Regions from separate parts of the Mus musculus genome. Here region 2 is linked to region 1. The links are chromatin contacts, found by POLR2A ChIA-PET in ENCODE. All regions are on one chromosome and are shown on one strand. Each heading gives the region's core, a stretch centred on a gene start or an enhancer-like site at or near the end of the contact. The rest is flanking DNA. Distances are from core to core; before and after follow the strand shown. Region 1 holds the start of Rhebl1 (Ras homolog enriched in brain like 1). Region 2 holds the start of Tuba1a (tubulin, alpha 1A).

The links. ChIA-PET counts read pairs that join two places held with the same protein, here RNA polymerase II (POLR2A).
Region 2: POLR2A ChIA-PET joins it to region 1 with 37 read pairs in Patski. The contact joins the promoter of Tuba1a here to the promoter of Rhebl1 in region 1. POLR2A ChIA-PET finds 5 or more read pairs at or near these places in 3 of 5 experiments (Patski and embryonic stem cell).

The regions. Positions count from the first base shown.
Region 1 is chr15:98,880,034-98,883,312 of GRCm38, reverse strand. It overlaps Rhebl1 (Ras homolog enriched in brain like 1), which reads left to right and starts at 1,899. Exons shown (of 8, transcript NM_026967.4): 1 at 1,899-2,163; 2 at 2,734-2,805. The coding sequence starts at 2,112. It also overlaps a transcript of Dhh not described here.
Region 2 is chr15:98,952,099-98,955,338 of GRCm38, reverse strand. It overlaps Tuba1a (tubulin, alpha 1A), which reads left to right and starts at 1,838. Exons shown (of 4, transcript NM_011653.2): 1 at 1,838-1,888. The coding sequence starts at 1,886. B430209F14Rik (a long non-coding RNA gene) reads right to left here and starts at 6. Exons shown (of 4, transcript XR_875650.3): 1 at 1-6.

The DNA.
Region 1 (3,279 bases), core at 650-3,149:
ACTATTTTCTCAAGACAGGGTTTTTCTGTGTAGCCTTGGCTGTCCTGGAACTCTCTCTGAAGACCAGGCTGGCCTTGAATGCAGAGAACTGCCTGCCTCTGACTCATGAGTCTTGAAATTAAAGGTGTGTGCCACCTCTGCCAACGCTGTTTATGATGATAATGATGTTTATTAAGTACCAAGAAGGAGGTGAATTCTTAGCCGTGGAAAACAAAGAAGTCCTGGGAAGCATAGCGTTAAGTCACAATTTTGTATTGTCGTGGCTAAATAACTGAAAAGGAGAGAGAGGTTCCTTTTTGGCTCAGAACTTCATATGGTTAGTCTATGACCACTTAGCTCTAAGTTCATGCGCAGTCTCACGGATAGTGGGTGCGTGTGATGGAAGAGTTTGTTCACGGCAGACAGCAAACCAAAGCAGGCATGAAGAGTCCAGAATGAAGCAGAGCCAGGCATGGTGGCGCAAGCCTTTAATTCCAGCACTCGGGAGGCAGAAGCAGAGTTCGAGGCCAGCCTGGTCTACAGAGTGAGTTCCAGGACAGCCAGGGCTACACAGAGAAACCCTGTCTTGGAAAAAACAAAAAACAAAAACCAAACAAACCAGAGTGAAGCAGAGCCTTAGGAACACCGGCCACCAGCGGCCAACTTCCTAGGTTCTACCTCAACGGGATGAACCCGCTGGTTAATTTGAAGCTGTCCATGACATACATACTTGTCTCCCTAAGGTTTTGTGCATATGTGTGTGTGTGCATGTGTGTGTGTGTGTTCTGGGGACTGCAAACAAGGCTGGCCTCATGCAGCTCCAAACTCTGAATAAATTTAAATGCCAGGAAAACAGATGCCATGTTTATCTCTTTTAGCAAGCCTGCAACAGTGTCTTGTCCAGAGCATGCGGAACATGGGCAACAGCCTTTTTTCTTTTTTTAGAACAAGGTCTTTTGGGCTCAAACTCACTACATAGCTGAGGCCGTAATGAGTTTGAACTCCTCCTGACCTTCTTGTCTTCACCTCTTAAATCCTTCGATTATAGACGTATGCTTTTCTTTTCCTTTTTCCCTTTTTCTGGACAAGGTCTTGGGTGGCTTGATCTTGTATAGCCCAGGCCAGTCTCAAACTCAGCATCCTCCTGCCTCAGTCAGTATTTGTTGAATAAATGAGTGTCCTGGGTATGATAAGGAAACCTAAGACTGCATACACACTGAAATAATTTCCCAAACAACAAGAACTCCAGTTCTGTGAAATCAGAGGCCTAGAACCCACCCCCACTCCTGAGAACAGGTTTCTCTGTGTAGCCCTGGCTGTCCTGAAAATCACTCTGTCAATAAGGCTGGCCTCAAACTCTGAGACATGCCCTTCTCTGCCTCTCGAGTGCTGGGATTAAATCCGTGCTTCAAGGGCCTAGAATCTTTTCAACAAAACCTCCAGCCCAAAGCCACGTGTAGTGGTGCACCCCTTTGATCCAGTACTGGGGAGGAGGAGGCAAGTGGATCCCAGTGAGTTTGAAGCCAGCAAGATCTATAGAGAGAGCTGTAGGCCAGTCAGGTTACACCAGTAAGACCCTGTCTCAAAAGCAAACACTCCAGCCGAACCACAACAGATATTTTCCTTTTCGTTTTGTATTTTCACAACAGGTGTTTTCCATCTGAGAGTCCCAGCTTCTTTGGCTAGGCAGCAAGTACCTCTAGGACCCCGGGTTCCTTTCTCTTTCTTTATGAATGAACAGGCTCAGGTCTACGCATGTGCAGCTCCCAAAGATCCCGCTCCACGTGAGGCCCGCCCTTCCCTCCTGTGGGTGACTCCGCCCTCCTCTATTCTAATAGACCAATGGGGAGCAGCATGTGGGGCGGAGCCGGGAGCCGCCCGGCTAGGTATCCCGCTCGTCTTGTCCCCTCCCCTGCCCCCCCCCCCTCGCCCAGCTCCCTTGCGTACAGCCGCTGTGTTGTGATCACGTGGGCTGCCCCGGGCGCGCGGCTTGTTTTGGTTTTCCTTGGCTTGCCGGGCGTAGCTTCAGCGAGCTACTCTTCTTCCCAGAGTCCACCTCGGCCTGCACCTCGGCTGATCTTCGGGTTCCCTCGGCCCGCACTCCTACGAGCCCCGCGGGGCGGCGTCCTGTCATGCCGCTGGTGCGCTACAGGAAGGTGGCCATCCTAGGGTACCGCTCCGTAGGTAAGTCCCCGCCCTCCCGAGAGCACGGTTGCTTTGTGGCCAGAAGAGGCGCGCTGTCGCGGAGATGTGACACGAGGACCCAATGTGGCCTGGGAAGAAGTCGGTTTTGCTGCCAGGAGATGGAAGGGTGGAGGGATGCTGGAAGAGGAGCGCGCAAGGGTTAAAGTGTACCGGGCTGTGGTTGCACCAGTCGTCCCCGCGTTGCTCTCTCTGGGAGCGGGGGTGGGATCAGTATTTGAAGGTGTGGTGGAGATCTCTGCCGGCTAGACACTTGCAAGTGTCCTTGGCCTGGTGCACTAGATCCCGGGGAATCTTTTTCAAAGGGTGAGATGGGGTGGGGCAGGAAAGGGCTTCCTGAAGCGTCACTGAATGCATCGAATCACCAAAACGTCGCGGAAATCTACTTGTTAGGATGATGGTAATAAAAGACAAAGGGTAAGCATTGCTTGGGAGCTCCCACAATCTGGGATGCTGATGTGAGGTGCCCTTTGGTCCTGGCCACAGTCCGAAAGGACAAAAGGTGTAAATATGGATGGATGACTATATTACAACAATCTTTGGTCCTTAAAGGGAAGACATCTTTGGCACATCAATTTGTGGAAGGCGAGTTCCTGGAAGGCTACGATCCTACAGTGGAGAATAGTAAGTAGTTGCATCCCCCCCCCAACACCCCCCACCACTTTGTTTTTTGTTTTGAGACAAGGTTTCTTTGTGTATCCTTGGCTGCTAGAACTAGCTTTGTAGACCAGATTGGCTTCGAATTCAGAGATCCTCCTGCCTCTGCCTCTGGAATACTAGGATTAAAGGCGTGCGCCACTACCACCTGGCATGAGTAATTTTCTTTAGTGTGAAGGGGATGGAACCTAGATAGACTGGGTGCCCTCTCAAACTCCATAATTTGAGATTTCTTTGTTGCAAAGAGGATGGTTTGTTTATAGGGTCCACTAATCAGCTCTGGGAGTCCCATTCTAGTGTCTAGAGCGTGGCGTTTGTGCCGTTCTAGACCAGGATAGTATAGATCAAGAGGTTCTCAGTCTCTGAGTTGAGACCCCATTTGCAACCCTGTACCTCCAAAAATATGTACATTGCGGTTCACGACGATAGCGAAATCATAGC
Region 2 (3,240 bases), core at 589-3,088, 72 kb before region 1:
TATTGATTTGTTTTGTTTTGTTTTTCTTTAGAAAAGACTTTTACGATAAATTTAAACAAGAAAGGCAGAGCTGTGGACCTCAGGCTAGAAGAACTCATGGCCACCATTGTTAGCTCACAACCTGCAGCTGCTGTGTTCCCAAGGCTCTCCCTCCCACACCAGCGCCCTGCGCCTTGGGAGCCCAGCCGGAATGAATGGACTCCACAGGGCTCGCAAACAGAGCTGCGGGCGACCAAGACTCTGCTACTGAAAGGGAAGCCATCTGTCAAAATCCACATTTTTAGCTCGGTGCCCAAACAAATATCTCTTTTCCTCTAAAATTTCATCCTGCAAATTATCAGTGGTCCGCAGCTCGGAGACTCACTATATAGAGATCTTCCTTGCTGACAACGGAGCCTTTCTACATAGCAAGAGAGTGCCACTGTAATCTATTTCCTAGGAGTGAAAGCAAGGCATTTTTGTCCCAAGGGGCAATTGAGCAAGGACCACAGTCTCTGGCTGAGCAGCCTTGGGGAGAGCAGCTACAGTTCCCACAGTCAGAAGCCCAGCTGCGGAAGGGGCTATTTACAGAATTCAGGGAACTACATAAAACTGCAGCAGGGCTGGCACTGCACAGTTGTCTGGGGATGAAAACATCACAAAATGGTTTCCTTTTATATTATAAAACGCTCCTCTTTTTAATTTGGCATCTCAGTTATTTTTTACTTGATATCACCCCTCCCCCTCCAAAAAAAAAAAAAAGACTGGAGAAATACAAGCCCACACAAAGAGCTAGTTTTTAAACTCAATTCTTTCTCCTTACAGTTTCTGAATTCCATATTAGAAAGGATGGCTCATTTCTAGGGACAAAATAACACAGGCTCTGGGGTGAGGTAGGGTGGGGTAGGGGGGCGGGCACGGAGGGGTGATGGGAGAGAATTACAGCTAAAGAAAGAAAGCTCTCTAGTATTAAGTACTACTTTGTATATTATTTCTCTCTTCTCTTCTTTCTTTCTTTCTTTCTTTCTTTCTTTCTTTCTTTCTTTTTCTTTTGGTTTTTGAGACAGGATATCACACTATATATCCAGGGTGGGCACAAATTAGCTGCAATCCCCGGCTTCCCAGTGCTGGGATACACAGGAATAAACCACTAAGGCCAGTTAAGATGACCTTGAGCTGCAAGTCTTCCTGCCTCTGACTCCCAGGTGCTGTTGAGGTCACAGGCGTGGTCTACTCGTACTGACTTTTGCTCAAATAATAATAAAGAATAACAATAATACAATAACTATGAAACTAAACATTCAGCCACGCCTTTTTGACCACCCCCGTATCTTCTGCTACTTTTTAAAGCAAATAGAGATGTTGAATTCTGACAGAACGTAATTAAATTCAGTATATTAAAAATGAAAAGCTGGAATTTTCCAAAAAGATTCTAAACATAAATTCTGTGATTAAGTGTTGGGAAAAACCTTAGATGATTTTTAAATACAGTTTAAGGTTTAAACTACGTATAATCATCCAACCCCAGTTTTCTTTCTTCCCTTTCCACCCCTCCCCAACTCCACCCCATAATGGATGCTCGGCTAGCTGCCTTTGCACGGCCTTTGTCTGAAGGATGCAAAGTCTACGGATGCTAGGGGGAAGGGGTGGGGGAGAGATTACCTCATACCATGTCGCTTGCACCAATCACCACTCTCCTGTCGCGGCTTCTCTGGGCAGACAGAGGGGTCTGGACCAACAGGAAAAGGCCCTGGCCCATCCCCATGGTGACAGAGCTGTATATAAGGAGCCGCATCCGCCCAAGTGCCGCAGGTTCTCTTACATCGACCGCCTAAGAGTCGCGCTGTAAGAAGCAACACCTCCTCCTCGCCTCCGCCATCCACCCGGCAGCCGCGAAGCAGCAACCATGGTGAGCAAGCCTTCCCCGGCTCTCGGTAGATAGAGGGTGGGTGTCAGTCGCCCCAGATCTGCAAGGAAACGTCTAAGGCTTTGGTCACCTCTGCGGGGAAAGGGTGGTCTCCATGCTTTAAGTTTATCTTAGTCTTTGAGTCCCGCCGCCGCAGTGCGGGACACGGAAACGCCCAGACCGGGAAGAACAAAGGCAGCGCCGATGAGCTAGCGCTGGCAGAGCCAGGGACTGCAGGGGACCACGGGGACCGCCGGGGACGGGTGGGGGATCGAGGGTCCGCTGCTGTAGGAGGGCAGGGGCGGCGGCCGAGCCCGAACTCCAGAAACACCGCCCCACTTCGCTAGGAAAATGTTTAGTTTGCGTCGGATCCATGGCAGCCGCTGTCAGGGAGGCGCAGGGGCGGGGTTGTTTGTCTCTTGCTTCCGTGGCGTTTTGGGAGGGGTTGGTTCTCACTAAGCCTCTTCCGAGCGGTTTTTTTTTTTTTAATTATTTTTATTTTTACTTTAAAAAAAATCGTTGTGGAACTGTAGTCATGGGATGTTTCGTCTGCAGGGCTGTCAAAAATACGATTTGCTTAACGGGGACATCTCGCTGAGGGGGGAGGGGAGCTGGATGGTTGGGGAATGACAAAGCCCACTTTGTGAATCCTAGAGTACGCTGATGGTCAGAACCCAGGGAAACGCCCTTCCCCGCCCCCCACCCCCGCAGACAATGAAAGTAGTCCCTCCACAACAGACGTGTATCTCTATAGAATGAAATATTAGTGGTATGTAGAGATTCATAGGATAAAAATATTATTTTCTACTTTTAAATTTAGCTATCTTTTCACTTGTTTTTTTAAAAAATGTTGGCGCTCATTGTTTCTAACTTAGCCTGCTTTAAGAATATTTCCATTCCATACAGTGGAAAACCTTCAAAAAACAATGGATTTTCTGCAAAGAAAAAAATTATACTCTGCACCCAACCATCTTTTGTTCTAATAAATGTGCACTAATTCATTAATTCAGGCTAATGGCCCCAGCCAGGGTTAGGAGGGACCATGAAAGCAGCACAAAGAGATCGCATAGACAGCTGCTGGAAATAGAGCTTTCTCTGTTAAATAATGTAACAGCACAGGCTAGCACCAGGCACAGAGAACGTGGCAATGCAGAAATCAGACTTTGTCTAGCTTGTCGACTAGCCAAAGTACTGATGGGGTCTGTCTGCAGAAGGGTGTGGCTCCTGGCCTCAGCCGCACTGCAGATGTCAGTGTTGAAATAGAAGGTCCTATAGTGTGAGACTCTTTATTATGTAGCCTAGCCAGAGTACTGATGGGGTCCACAGAAGGGTGTGGCTGTTGGCCCCAGCCGCAC